Linked DNA regions of Homo sapiens: region 2 is linked to region 1. The links are chromatin contacts, found by Hi-C in ENCODE. All regions are on one chromosome and are shown on one strand. Each heading gives the region's core, a stretch centred on a gene start or an enhancer-like site at or near the end of the contact. The rest is flanking DNA. Distances are from core to core; before and after follow the strand shown.

Evidence for each region. Hi-C counts contacts between places; a loop is a spot of excess contacts on that map. Pooled maps may share reads with other maps.
Region 2: a loop to region 1 is called in a pooled map, with 2.3 times the contacts of the local background. The contact joins two enhancer-like sites. A Hi-C loop is called at or near these places in 4 of 168 maps with a recorded cell type or tissue (Caco-2, K562, MCF 10A and 1 more), 1 of 37 single-sample maps with no recorded cell type and 4 of 50 pooled maps.

Annotation. Positions count from the first base shown.
Region 1 is chr9:125,525,214-125,531,466 of GRCh38, forward strand. All of the region lies in intron 7 of MAPKAP1 (MAPK associated protein 1), which reads right to left. Among named protein-coding and RNA genes, the nearest start is that of MAPKAP1, 180 kb to the right of the region's middle. RefSeq lists enhancers at 2,585-2,644, 2,695-2,744, 5,018-5,177. Within about 2 kb of position 4,983, at least 3 of the 41 ENCODE cell types and tissues checked have a DNase peak (open chromatin) inside an H3K27ac peak, as active enhancers do.
Region 2 is chr9:125,422,318-125,428,628 of GRCh38, forward strand. LOC112268055 (a long non-coding RNA gene) reads left to right here. Exons shown (of 3, transcript XR_002956935.2): 2 at 2,557-3,912. It also overlaps the pseudogene RNU5B-5P. Among named protein-coding and RNA genes, the nearest start is that of GAPVD1, 160 kb to the left of the region's middle. RefSeq lists an enhancer at 1,522-2,022. Within about 2 kb of position 3,159, at least 3 of the 41 ENCODE cell types and tissues checked have a DNase peak (open chromatin) inside an H3K27ac peak, as active enhancers do.

The DNA of each region.
Region 1 (6,253 bases), core at 3,733-6,232:
AGTGATAAGATAATAACAGCAAAGACTTACTGGGTCCTTGGTGCTTTGCAAGGATCGCTGCTTAATTCTCACAATAATGCTATGAAGAAGACATTATTATTATTTTCATTCATAAATGAGGAAAACGAAGTTCAAACAGGTTAAGAAACTTATCAGAGAGCTAGAAAAAGTAACAGGAGGCCGGGCGCGGTGGCTCACGCCTGTAATCACAGCACTTTGGGAGGCTGAGGTGGGCAGATCACCTGAGGTCGGGGGTTCAAGACCAGCCTGACCAACATGAAGAAATTCCTTCTCTACTAAAAATACAAAATTAGCCGGGTGCGGTGGCGCATGCCTGTAATCCCAGCTACTTGGGAGGCTGAGGCAGGAGAATCACTTGAACCTGGGAGGCGGAGGTTGTGGTGAGCTGAGATTGCGCCATTGCACTCCAGCCTGGGCAACAAGAGCAAAACTCCATCTCAAACAAAACAAAAAAACAAAAACAAAAACAAACAAAAAAAAAAAAAGGAAAAGTAACAGGAGCAGGGGTGGAACCAGGTAGGTCTTCTAGAACCCAGGTCTTAACTAAGCTCCACAGTTAAGGCTATCAACCAGAAGACTATGATCTGGTTGGGACCTTATTTTATTGAAGAGGAGACTAAAGCAAGGAACTCAAAGACAGAGAATGACCAGTTTTAAGCCAATAGAGGAAGCATGATCTTCTGATCCGCAACAGCCACCTCCTGAAATAAATCCTCCAAGGCTCTCAGAAGAGGAGAATGCACTGACGTAGGCGTTCAGGAGACAATGGGGTGGTACTCCACAATCTCTTCAGTGGAACAGAGAACAATGGCTGGCTGCCGAGATTCAGGCTTGCTGGCAAAGGTGGCAGTGGTGCAGCAGCCACTGCCAGGCCCTTACAGACCTTATGTTCTTGGCACAGAAGGGTCTCATCACAGGGTTTACATTTTAAGTAAGTTCAAGCCTTTGGGGATGTCTGCATGCTGGCTCCATGGACTTTCCTATGACCTCTTCTGTACCTCTCCACAGAAGTTAGATGATGTACTTAACCAGATCAGCAAATCCAGTAAACTAATTTTTGTCCCAATTTAGAAAGAAGTAAGAATGTCAAAATGTACATGTGACAGCTGTTTGGGACTCTAATGTTATGGAAAAGCAGCTGTTTTCATTTATATTTGAGATATTAGTCATCCTTCCAATGGGACAGAGTATCCAGCTAATAGCTTATGCTTTAACCTACGGAAAATATGGGTCACAGAGACAAAGTGTTGGCAGAATCACAATACACTGACTATACTCATATAACATTTTGGTCTTAAAAAGTTTGAAAACGTTTATAAGAAACAACTATTTAATAATGATGTTCTCAGAGAAATCTGACATCCAACATGTTGAAATGAATGGTTTGCTTTTAGGAGAAAGGGCGTTTTCAAATAGACAAAGTCCACATAAGTAAGGAAAGAAAGATCCTTCTACACTCCAGAAGTTGAAAGTAAGATGTTTTCTTTTAACAAAATTTAAAAATTAACTTTAATCAAAGTAGCATATATATAGTTTTCTTTTTTCTTTTTTCTTTTTTTTTTTGAGAGTCTTGCTCTGTCACCCAAGCTGGAGTGCAGTGGTGCAATCTCAGCTCACTGCAACCTTTGCCTCCAGGGTTCAAGTGATTTCTGCCTTAGCCTCCCGAGTAGCTGGGACTACAGGCGTGTGCCACCACGCCCAGCTAATTTTTTGTATTTTTAATAGAGGTAGGGTTTCACTGTGTTAGCCAGGATAGTCTCGATCTCCTGACCTCGTGATCTGCCTGCCTCAGCCTCCCAAAATGCTGGGATTCATACATGTAGTGTTTTTTTTGTTTGTTTTTTTTGGGGGATGTAGTCTCACTCTGTCACCCAGGCTGGAGTACAGTGGCGCGATCTTGGCTCACTGCAAGCTCTGCCCGCCCCCAGGTTTAAGCAATTCTCTGCCTCAGCCTCTGGAGTAGCTGGGACTACAGGCGTGTGCCACCATGCCCAGCTAATTTTTTGTATTTTTAGTAGAGATGGAGTTTCACCATCTTGGCCAGGCTGGTCTTGAACTCCTGACCTCCTGATCCACCCACCTTGGCCTCCCAAAGTGCTGGGATTACAGGCGTGAGCCACCGCGCCCGGGCCTCATACATATAGTTTTAAGAGTAAATAATGCTGTTAAGTCCTATGATGAAAAAGAGTAATTCCCTGTCCCATTCTTGAGTCCCTCCTTATAGGCAATTTGTTTAAGTTTTTTTGTGTGTGTGATTTCTGGCACTCACCGTCCTACTTTTTATTAACATTCCCATTCAACTACTTAGATAAGTTATTATAAATATCAGACAATATCTATTAACTTACATTAGAGAGAATGAAGACTTAGGCTGTGCACTCTCTCTCTCTTTCACACACACCCACACGTCCTTTGGAAAGTGAGTTTGCTTTTCTTTTCTTTTTCTGCAATACAGTAGCTTCCTACAGTAACTTCCTCCTGCTGGGCACCCTTACGTGACTATCAATGTTTAAAATGTCTGCTTTTGGTATACTCCTCTGGCTCCCCAAGGACTCAGAAGAGATCCACATCATTACGGGAATCTGGGCGGCAACACTAATTTCAACGGATATGCATCGCCTTTCATTTTAAACACATTTACATTTTCATTTGATGATGTAATTCTCCAAGGGAGTTTAATCTCTGATAACCAAAGTACAGTGAATCCACTCCTAAACACAAAGTGGTGGCCTCAGGTGTGGGCTGGCTGAGAGACACGTGGCTACGAGCTGTGGACTGGTTTTCACTACATCTTAGTTCATTCCACAAATGTGCTAACCACCAACCCTGGGCCAGCTGCGGTGCTGGTAAACCATAAGGAACCTACCTCTCCAAAAGGAGCTTTCACTGTACTCAAGGAAAAGCGGGGGCTCTCATTCTCTTCTTTTGCAAGGTGCTTACCAGCAGCTGGCAAGATCAGTGTATTTGGAACTTACTGGGGACAGGGCCACAGTGCCTCTGCCACAAGCCTAAGTGGCTGAGGGATACTGATCTCTGGAGAGGATTAGTGTCCCTTCCCAGCTTCCATGGCTGGAACATGGCCTGTTTCCCTTGATGGCCACTGTTGATGGAGTCATTTACTGCTCATGAATTTACCCAGCCCTTTCTGCCCTGTCCACTTCTCCCTGCCTGCATCAAGGAGGGGTGCTGGTAGCCCAATTAGGAGATGCGTGGAAACGAGTGGAAAGAATGAAGTTATGCCTGAGCCTGGGAGCCAGAGAGACTCCCTCTAGGAGGGGAACTCCCAAACCTGAGGACTCAAGGAAGTCTTTTCAGTTAGAAAATGGAAGGACCGCCAGGCACAGTGGCTCACGCCTGTAATCCCAGCACTTTGGGAGGCCGAGGCAGGTGGATCACGAGGTCAGGAGTTCGAGACCAGCCTGGCCAAGATGGTGAAACCCCATCTCTACTAAAAATACAAAAATTAGCTGGGCGTGGTGGCACATGCCTGTGGCGCCAGCTACTTGGGAGGCTGAGGCAGGAGAATCGCCTGAACTCGGGAGGCGGAGGTTGCGGTGAGCTGAGATCATGCCATTGCACTCCAGCCTGGGTGATAAGAGTGAGACTCCGTCTCAAAAAAAAAAAAAAAAAAAAAAAAAAGGAAGGACTAGCAGGGCGCAGTGGCTCACGCCTGTGATCCCAGCACTTTGGGAGGCCAAGGCAGGTGGATCACTTGTGGTCAGGAGTTCGAGACCGGCCTGGCCAACATGGCGAAAACCCCTGTCTAAAAATACAACTAAAAATACAAAAATTAGCCGGGCGTGGTGGTGTGCACCTGTAATCCCAGCTACTCGGGAAGTTGAGGCAGGAGAATCCCTTGAACCTGGAAGGTGGAGGTTGCAGTGGGCCAAGGTTGCACCATTGCACTCCAGCCTGGGCAAAATGAGTGAAACTCTATCTCAGGAAAAAAAAAAAAAAAAAAAGAAAGAAAGAAAAAAGAAAAGAAAATGGAAGGACTAACAAAAGCCAGAGCAAGAATTCCTATCAAATGTGTTTTATTGCTTTGTTTATTAGCCATCTCCTCTATTAGAATGTTAGCTCTCTGAGTTCACCCAACTGTCACCCTTATATCCTTATTCACTACCTGAAATGTAGCCAAGACTCTACTGAAGGATAAGTTAGGTTTCAGACACACTGTACCTGAGAGATCTGCATGACCCTCAGGGATTCTTAGACTTCAGTTACACATTATCTTAATTCACACTGTTCTGCTATTAAAAGTAGTGTGCCAAAAAAAAAAAAGAAAAGAAAAAAAAAGGCGAAAAAAGAAAAGGAAAGCTTAAGTTTTGCTATGATTTGATATTTCTGTGATTATGTGGTGACAGTTTCCAGGAAGATTGAGGAGTTCCAATAGACCACCTTGTATCTTTTGCAGCACTTGGGCTTTAATCACATCTCACTGACTTTCTGTTTGAAAAATTGGTTCGATGACACAGTAGAATCTACACACCTAGCTGCCTGCCATACTGTGATTAGTAGCTAGGTAACCAGAGAGGTAGATGCTGATACGTCCTCTCCCCAGATCTGCCTTACGGTGCTAATCCAATGCCATTTTCCTGATTTTAAGTCTTCTTTGTCTCAGGACATTATTGTCATGTAAGGCAGAAAAAGAAATGCCCTTACTGACTAGCTATTTTTCTTCTTTTCTTTATAATGCACTTAAAGCTGTTGCAGATATGCGGCAGAAAGTGCCACTACTTATAATTTACTCAAAAAGAAAGAACTATGCAAAATTACTATTGGAGTTGTTTAAAATGCCTTTTACATTGCTTATGGGAGTAAAACAGCTCCAGTATCAGGCCTCTGTAAGCAGCAGAACAGGAGTTGGGTGGTTCAGGCCCTTGGTTTCCTGTGGTGGGGTAACTCTACTAAAGCAAGGGTTTTTTCATAGAAAGTAGCTAAAATCAGTCTTGGTAGAGAAGAATTTTCCTTACAGCTACTAATAGGATAAACACATCAAATGGCCTGACCGAAGAAAGAGGGACTTCTGCTTCCTCTGGTGCAGACTGAGACTCTTCATGGAGGCTGGAGAGATGTAATGGGCACATGCAACACTCTAATCCTGTCTGTAATTATAGAATCATTTTCATTTTCAAAATCACATGGATATTTAAGTATACTTCCTCTTTTAAATGTTTTCTGAGAAACAGCAACAGGGTCTGTGAGCTACTAAACTGTGAACACAAAGACTTTTAAAACTTACTTATAAATGTGTTTGTTACAGGCAATTACAGTTTGTTCACATTATTTCCAGAATCTTTGGCATAGGAAATTAAATTTGCAGACATAAGCTATCTGATAAATAAGGCTTGTGACCATTAATCCATCCCTATAGATATATGGTATGGTTCACTTATTAGTAAAAAAAATCATTTGAGTTGACTCTCTGGGTCTAGTTTTCTCCTTCTTCAAAATAAAGTGTGCTTCCAGCAGATTCTAATTCAAACACAATTCAAAGGCTCATTCTACCACAAGGTAAAAACTTTCTATAGACTTAATTCACTGGAAAACAAAAGGTGCAGGCAAAGGCCAAATCATATGGATAGAAAAGGAAGTAAACCAAAACCTAAAGAGAAAGCCAGGTTTTATGGCGTGCCTGGCATGATAGTGGCAATAGGGATGATGGCAGCTGATGTCCACTGAGCGCCTACTATGGACTAAGTGTTTTACATGCATTCAGTTAAGACAATAACCCTGCAAGATAGGTATTATTACCTCTATTTACAGAAAAGACAACTGAGGTCAGAAGGGGCTGATGACTTCCCTAACTTCACAGCTTGTAAAAGGGACAGGTGGCCTGGGGACTGGGGTTGGTTTGGTTCCAAAGCCCATGCTGTTTCCACTGAGTCTTGCTGCCACCCCCAGCTGAAGCAGGGACATTTGGTCTCTCTAGAGAGAAAGGCAACAGCTTCCACTGAGCCGTGGGCCCCGTAACCTTATCCAGTAGAAGGAAGCACCACAGTGTCTAGCAGTACAACCTTTGGCCATTTGGCTTTGAGTCCTTACTCCCCTACTAGCTGTGCGACCTCAGCAAGTCCTGCAACCTCTCTGAGCTTTAGTATTCTCACTTATAAAATGAACATGACAACTGATTCAAATAGTTGTTTTAAGGATTAAAGTGTAATGGAAAAAAGTATCTGGCAGATCACCTGGCCAAGTGTGAGTATTAGTAAGTGGTGATTATTATACCTGT
Region 2 (6,311 bases), core at 1,909-4,408, 100 kb before region 1:
TTTGGAGGCTGAGGTGGGGGATCACTTGGGTTCAGGAGTTCGAGACCAGCCTGAGTAAAATAGAGAGACCCCCCCCCGTTTCTATATTAAAATAATAATAATAAAATAAAAATAAAAAAAGAAAGAGTGATTACTACTCACAGTTTCCTGGAGAAGAGGGTACAGCACGCCCTGCAGGGCCCCATGGAGAAGCTCCAGGGTCAGGGAGGAGGCAGCTGGAGCTTGGAGGGAACATGGCCCAGAGCCTTCATCATGGTTTCCAAGGGAAGAAAAAATGGACAAGGCAGAGTGGGCGAGTTCGAGCTCGTGTAGGATTGGATAGATTCTCGGCTAGTTTGAATAATTTGGCAGGCTCCGGGCTGTAGAAGTAGTGTCTGGTTGTCTGGTACCTGCCCCTGGCCCCCAGGCACTGAGATGAGAGTACCTAGAGTGACTTTGGGCAGGGGAAGTATGGGCTTGGCTGTGAGAATTGGATAAAGGAGGCTGGGGATGTACGCTTCGGGGTGGTGGGTTTGCATGTGAAAGTCATGCTCTTTGCTGTCTCTAGGAGTTAGCTAGCCCCGGAAGGGGCAGTTCCTTCAAGATTAACAAGGCCTCTAAAATGTCAAAGCATCATAAAATACAGAAAGCAAAACTCACGATTGACACAGCTGGCCCATGGGCACCTCGTCCAGGTGTCTTCAGGCTGGGGCCCCATCGACCTTTGCTCCCGACTCTGAGGCTCCATCATGCCTGGCAGCCTCTCAGGCTTCAGTGTCACTCTTGGGCACACGGGAATCACCAGGCTGCGGGGCACCACGGCATGGAGAAGAGAGAGCCTTGAGGTCCTCTGCTCATGAGCCACACAGCTGGGGGCTCCCACAAGCCTGTCTAGGGTGCTGTTGTCCTTTTCGCCCTGTCCCGGTCTAGAGGCAGAGCCCCCTTGTTAAAGACCCACAGGATCTCCTTGCTCCGTACCCTTGGTCTCTGGAATCTGCTCTAGGACCTGCCTGAGCTCCTGCTAAGGCATCCTCTCCCCAGAGCAGTGGGGGCTGCTGGCCTCAACCAGGGTCATTTGGTAATGGGTGGGACATTTTTGGTTGTCGCCTGGGGAGGGGTTGACAGGGTTGGGGAGCAGATCGGTTTTATAACCACGGGCACAGGCTAGGAAGGCCAAACATCCCTCAAGGCACGGAATAGTCACCCGACATGGAGAATTGTCCCATCCCAAGTTCCAGTAGCGCCCTTGTTTGAGAAATGCAAGCTCCCTGCACATGGGGCAGGGTTGGGACTTGTTAGGAAACACAGAGGGGCAAATATCGTGGTTACTTTGATCAAATCTCATCCTCCTGCCTCAGCTCCTTGCAGGAGAGAAAACTGAGGCCAGGAGTGCCCACGGGAAGTGCTGAGATCACACGGCCATGAAGTCACTGGGCAGGGACTTCAGTTCACACCTGTCTCCCTCTGGAGCCTCCAACTGTGACCGCCTCATCCAGAAAACCCTCGGAGTGACAGGGCCCTGTTGGGGGAGGTGGACCCAGGCCCCTTCCCGCAGGAAACTCCTTCCACAGCCTGTCCGAGGTTGTGACCCCAAATCGTCCCCTCTTGACCTGCAGTTGGGCCCCTGCTATGCTGCCTGGCGTCCACTGTGGCTGAATGAGTGCCGTGGGCTTATGGGGACCCTAAGAGAGTTAAGGAACAAATGGTTAGGGGTGGTTGGCAGGGGTGGATAGAGGGGAATCCGTCCTGGTTCTGGAGCCTGAGACCTGCTTGTAAGGGTCGGCCCTGATTTGCTGTGTGACCCAGGGTTGCTCCTGTGCCTCTCTGTGCTCCATTCCTCCTCCGCATACCCGCCTCACAGAGCGGTCAAGGGCCCCCTCGGGATTGCTACACACCGTGGGAAGGTCAGGGGACAGCATGGGTGGCATCTGACAGGGGGCCCTACTGCAGATGATTCATTGTGTGCCTGCTCTGAGCCAAGCCCTGGGGCCGGCACTGGTGACCCAGTGGTGGCCAGACAGGCAAAGCCCTTGTCCTCACAGGTTGCCCAGACCCCTTCTGGTGGGTGATGGTTACATACCCCCTGTGATGGGCGGGATTCTATCTCCCCCACAAATTCATCTGTTGAAGTCCTAACCCCCACTGCCTTAGCATGTGACTGTAATGAGAGACTGGGCCCTTATTCATTTATTTAATTATATTTTTTGAGACAGGATCTCGCTCTGTCGCCTGGGCTGGAGTGCAGTGGCGCCATCACGGCTCATGCAGCCTCAACTTCCCTGGGCTCAGGTGATCCTCCCACCTCAGCCTCCCAGGTGGCTGGGGCTACAGGCATGTGCCATTACATCCAGCTAATTTTTTTTTTTAATTTTTCGTAGAGACGGGGTCTCCCTATATTGCCCAGGCTGGTCTTGAACTCATGGGCTCAAGCGATCCTCCCACCTTGACCTCCCAAATTTCTGGGATTACAGGGGTGAGCCACCATGCCCGGCAAAGACAGGGCCTTTAAAGGGGTAATTAAATGAAAGTGACATCATTAGGGTGGGCCCTAATCCAATCTGACTGGTGTCCTTATAGGAGGAAGAAATTAGGACGCAGATACCCAGAGGGGAGACATGAGGACAGAGGGAAAAGCCGGCCATCCGCATGCCAGGCAGAGAGGCCTCGGGAGAAGCCGCCCCTGCTGGCACCTCCACCTCGGACTTCTAGCCTCCAGAATTGTGAGAACATCAGTTTATTTTGTTTACCCGCCCCCCCCCCGCCCCCACCAAATCTGTAGAACTTTGTTACAGCAGCCCTCGGGAACAAATACACCCCCAATATATGAACGTGCATTTGGAGTCGTGAGTGCAGCAGCCCCCTAGGAGCTGATACCACTGAAAATACGAGACACCCAATTAAATTTGAATTTCAGATAAACAATGAATAATTTTTTCGCATACACTGCATGGGACATACTTATTATACTAAAACAATCCATTGTTTATCTGAAATTCAAATTTAACTGGGCGTCCTGGATTTGCATTTGCTAGATCTGGCCACGTGGCCTGGCATCTAAGGCTGTGACTCCCATCCGACAGAGGTTCAAGGACAGAGACCAGCCTGGAAGCCGAGAAGGGGGTGAGAGCCTGAGGCTGCTTCCCAGGCCTGAGCTGCTCTCCCCAAACGGTTCCCATCTCCCGCACAAACATATTTATTGGGCCTGATGGCAAACAGATTATGCTTGTCCCAGGAAGGGCAGCTCCAAAGAGAAAACCTTGAAGTCCGGGAAATAATGATGAGGGAGTTAAATTAAAGTGCATAAAACCCTCCCGAGAGATAACGTCAGGGTGAGTTACAGGCCCGATAAGGGACTGGGGGCTTGCAGAGGGGGCTCAGAAAGGTCGCCCAGCGGCGCACAGAGGACCAGGAATCATAAATATGGGGCAAGACGCCCAGCCGGGGTCGCCGGGGTGAAAATATTGGGGTCATTCCAAAAACAATTATCCTGCTTGGTTTGCTCTTCAGGTCTTGTAAATCTTTCACCTTTTATAAAAGATTTCTGGAGAAGGAAGCACTCTGGAAGTCTTAACTGATTTTTGTGGCTGCTTCTTGGTGGTTCTGCTGAAGGAAAACAAAAAGACAGAGGAAAATGAAATTACCCAGCATTCTCAGAGGCACAGGGCTGGGCTGACTGGTTTTCTCTTATTCTTTGGAGAATTTGGGCTGCCTTGGGTTTTGAGTCCTCCCATTTACAGTCTTGACACCATTTAACAGTTCGTTTGTTCTGTTTTGAAGCCAGTTGCAGCAGGGCTTTCACTGCCCAGTGGGCCCTGTTCTATGGGGCCAACTTGGCAGCCATCTTGACTGGAGGCAGCCATCTTGGCAGAAGCGGTGCCCGTTCTGACTGAAGTGCAGCCGTCTTAACTGAGGGGCGTTCCTGGTGGCTAACAGGTACCCAGATGCTCGTTCTGACCGAAGTGCAGCCACCTTGACTGACGGGGTTCGTGGTGGCCGACATGTACCCAGGCTCGTGTGCCCAGGCAGAGCTCCTGAAGCTGGAGAATGGGTCTAGGCCACGCCTGGCCTCGTGCTCACGGCTCCAGCTGCATCCCCTGCCTTCCTATTGTCTGCCCAAGGGCACCCTTGGTCCAGTCCTGTCCTCTGTGGCTCTGTCTGTGTTCTGGGCTTCTCAGTTGCACCAGCAGAAGGCAGTCATTTGTCCCACAAATGTTTTTTAAGGCTGGGTGTGGTGGCATGTGCCTGTAATCCCAGCTATTCGGGAGTATGAGGCACAAGAATTGCTTGAACCTGGGAGATGGAGGTTGCAGTGAGCCAAGATCACGCCATTGCACTCCAGCCTGGGCAAGACAGGGAGACCCTGTCTCAAAAAAAAAAAAAAAAAAAGCGAAAAGAAAAGCTCATTGAGCACCTGCACACTTGCACATGCCGGCCACTGTGCTGGGTCCTAATGCCTCATCCTCAGCTGAGGGCGTCATCTTCTGGGTGGCTTTTTCCTAGGTTTCCCTGTCCCCCTCCGCACGTGCACAGCCACAAAACCGGCTCTCCTCAGAAATCTCTCTCCTATCGACTACCTCATTTATTTCTCACAACCCTGTAGAGGAGGGATTACTAGCGCATTTGACAGATGAGGAAACTGAGGCTCAGAGGGTGAAGTGACTGGCCTGGTGTCACACAGATAGGGGAGGAGGCAGAGCTGGGAGTTCAACACCGACCTGTACAGCTCTAGAACGGCGCTCTTGGTGTCCCGTGCCTTAGCTGTGTGCCCTGGCGGACTCACTGGGCACCCTGAGCCTTGCTCTCCTCATCTGCGCACGGGATACATGTTCTAGGCCTGCGTGGGGCGTGCGGGCGGGAGCCATGCGTGCGGGGCGTGCGGGCGGGAGCTGCAGGCGGGGGCTGAGGCTTGGAGTCTGGAAAGCATTCTAGGGGTGGAAGCCAGAGCTTCTCTGTGTGTGTGAGAAAGAGTATCCCCATTCAGCTTTCATGGTCTGGCACCTCCCACCACAATAGAATTATTCAAACTGAGTTAATTTGCTGAGTGGGACTTGGGGCTCCTTCAGGTTCAAGCCAGATTGAGGTGTGGGAGAGGGGTAGCAAGGGGGTGGCCAAGTGGCCTGAGAGTGTCCCATGGGAACACCCGCCCACCCATTCATTCATTCATGCATGCATGCATTCATTCAACAAACCTTATTTTGTGCCAGGCCTGCTCTGGGCGCTGGGGATACAGTGAGAGGGGAACAAGTCAGATTCGAGTCCTCCCCCACCAGAGCTCCTATCCCGGGGCAGGAGACAGACTGGAGCTAGGGAGGCCCGGGAGGAGGCCACTGCTATGTGGTCCAGGAGAGTGATGGTGGCACCCGGATGGAGGCAAGAGTGGCCCTGAGGATCCCATGGAAGTGTAAAGGGTGACTCAGCCTCAGCGAGGTGAAGGGACTTGCCCAGGGTCACACAGTTAACAGGCGGTGGCGCCAGTTTGTCTGACTGGAGACCGCGCTGTCAGCCGGCCACTGCCACGGCTCCCGAAACAGCATCGCCCATACCGAGTCCCGAGCTACCCCAGCTCTAGACATGCGTGCATGCACTTCGGTCACAAGTGTGCCTGGGGAAGTTGCGTGTCACCCCCTTCTTGGAACACAGTGCACAGTGGCCCGTTGAAGGCTCTGAGGGACCCCGCAGGAGCAAAAACTGCCATGTTCAGCGTGGAGTTCCCAGACCTCTGTGGCCATGGAACCTTTTGGACACTTTTTAACATACGTTCTAGTCATTGGATATTTGTTGAGTGTGTGCTACATGCCAGAGACTGATGAGCAGAGCTGGCTTGGTCCCTGTCATCTGGGAGCGATGGCCTGTGAGGCCCCTTCCCTGGGCCCCACCACAAGAGGGAGCCCCAGGGCAGGAAGGCTGCTTGTCCTCCCTGCAGCCCCTCCCGCCTCTGGGAGTCAGTGCTCAGAGGTGGGGCCGCGGCAGCTGGGTGGGGGTGGCCCTGGGAGGCCTAGTAGTCTTTGGTCTGGAGGCCATGGGCGTCCTCACCACCGGTGTGACAAGGAGACCAAGAAGGAGAGGTGACACCAACCCAGCCCTCAGTGAAAGGGTGTGTGGCTTGGCCCTTGGGCCTGGCTGGCTGGATCCTGTGCTGAGGGCTGGGCTCATAGGGGATTCCCTCTGGTGGCATCCCCCATCATGGGTTTCCACTCCTGCATCAAAGTGTCTTGACTAAGATGTTGACTTCATGGGATCAAAGCCACCCAGCTTGGCAGTCTCTTCCCCAGATGCTCTGGAAACCAGCCAAGACAGCCCAGGCAGGCTTCCTGGAGGAAGAGGTCCTGGAG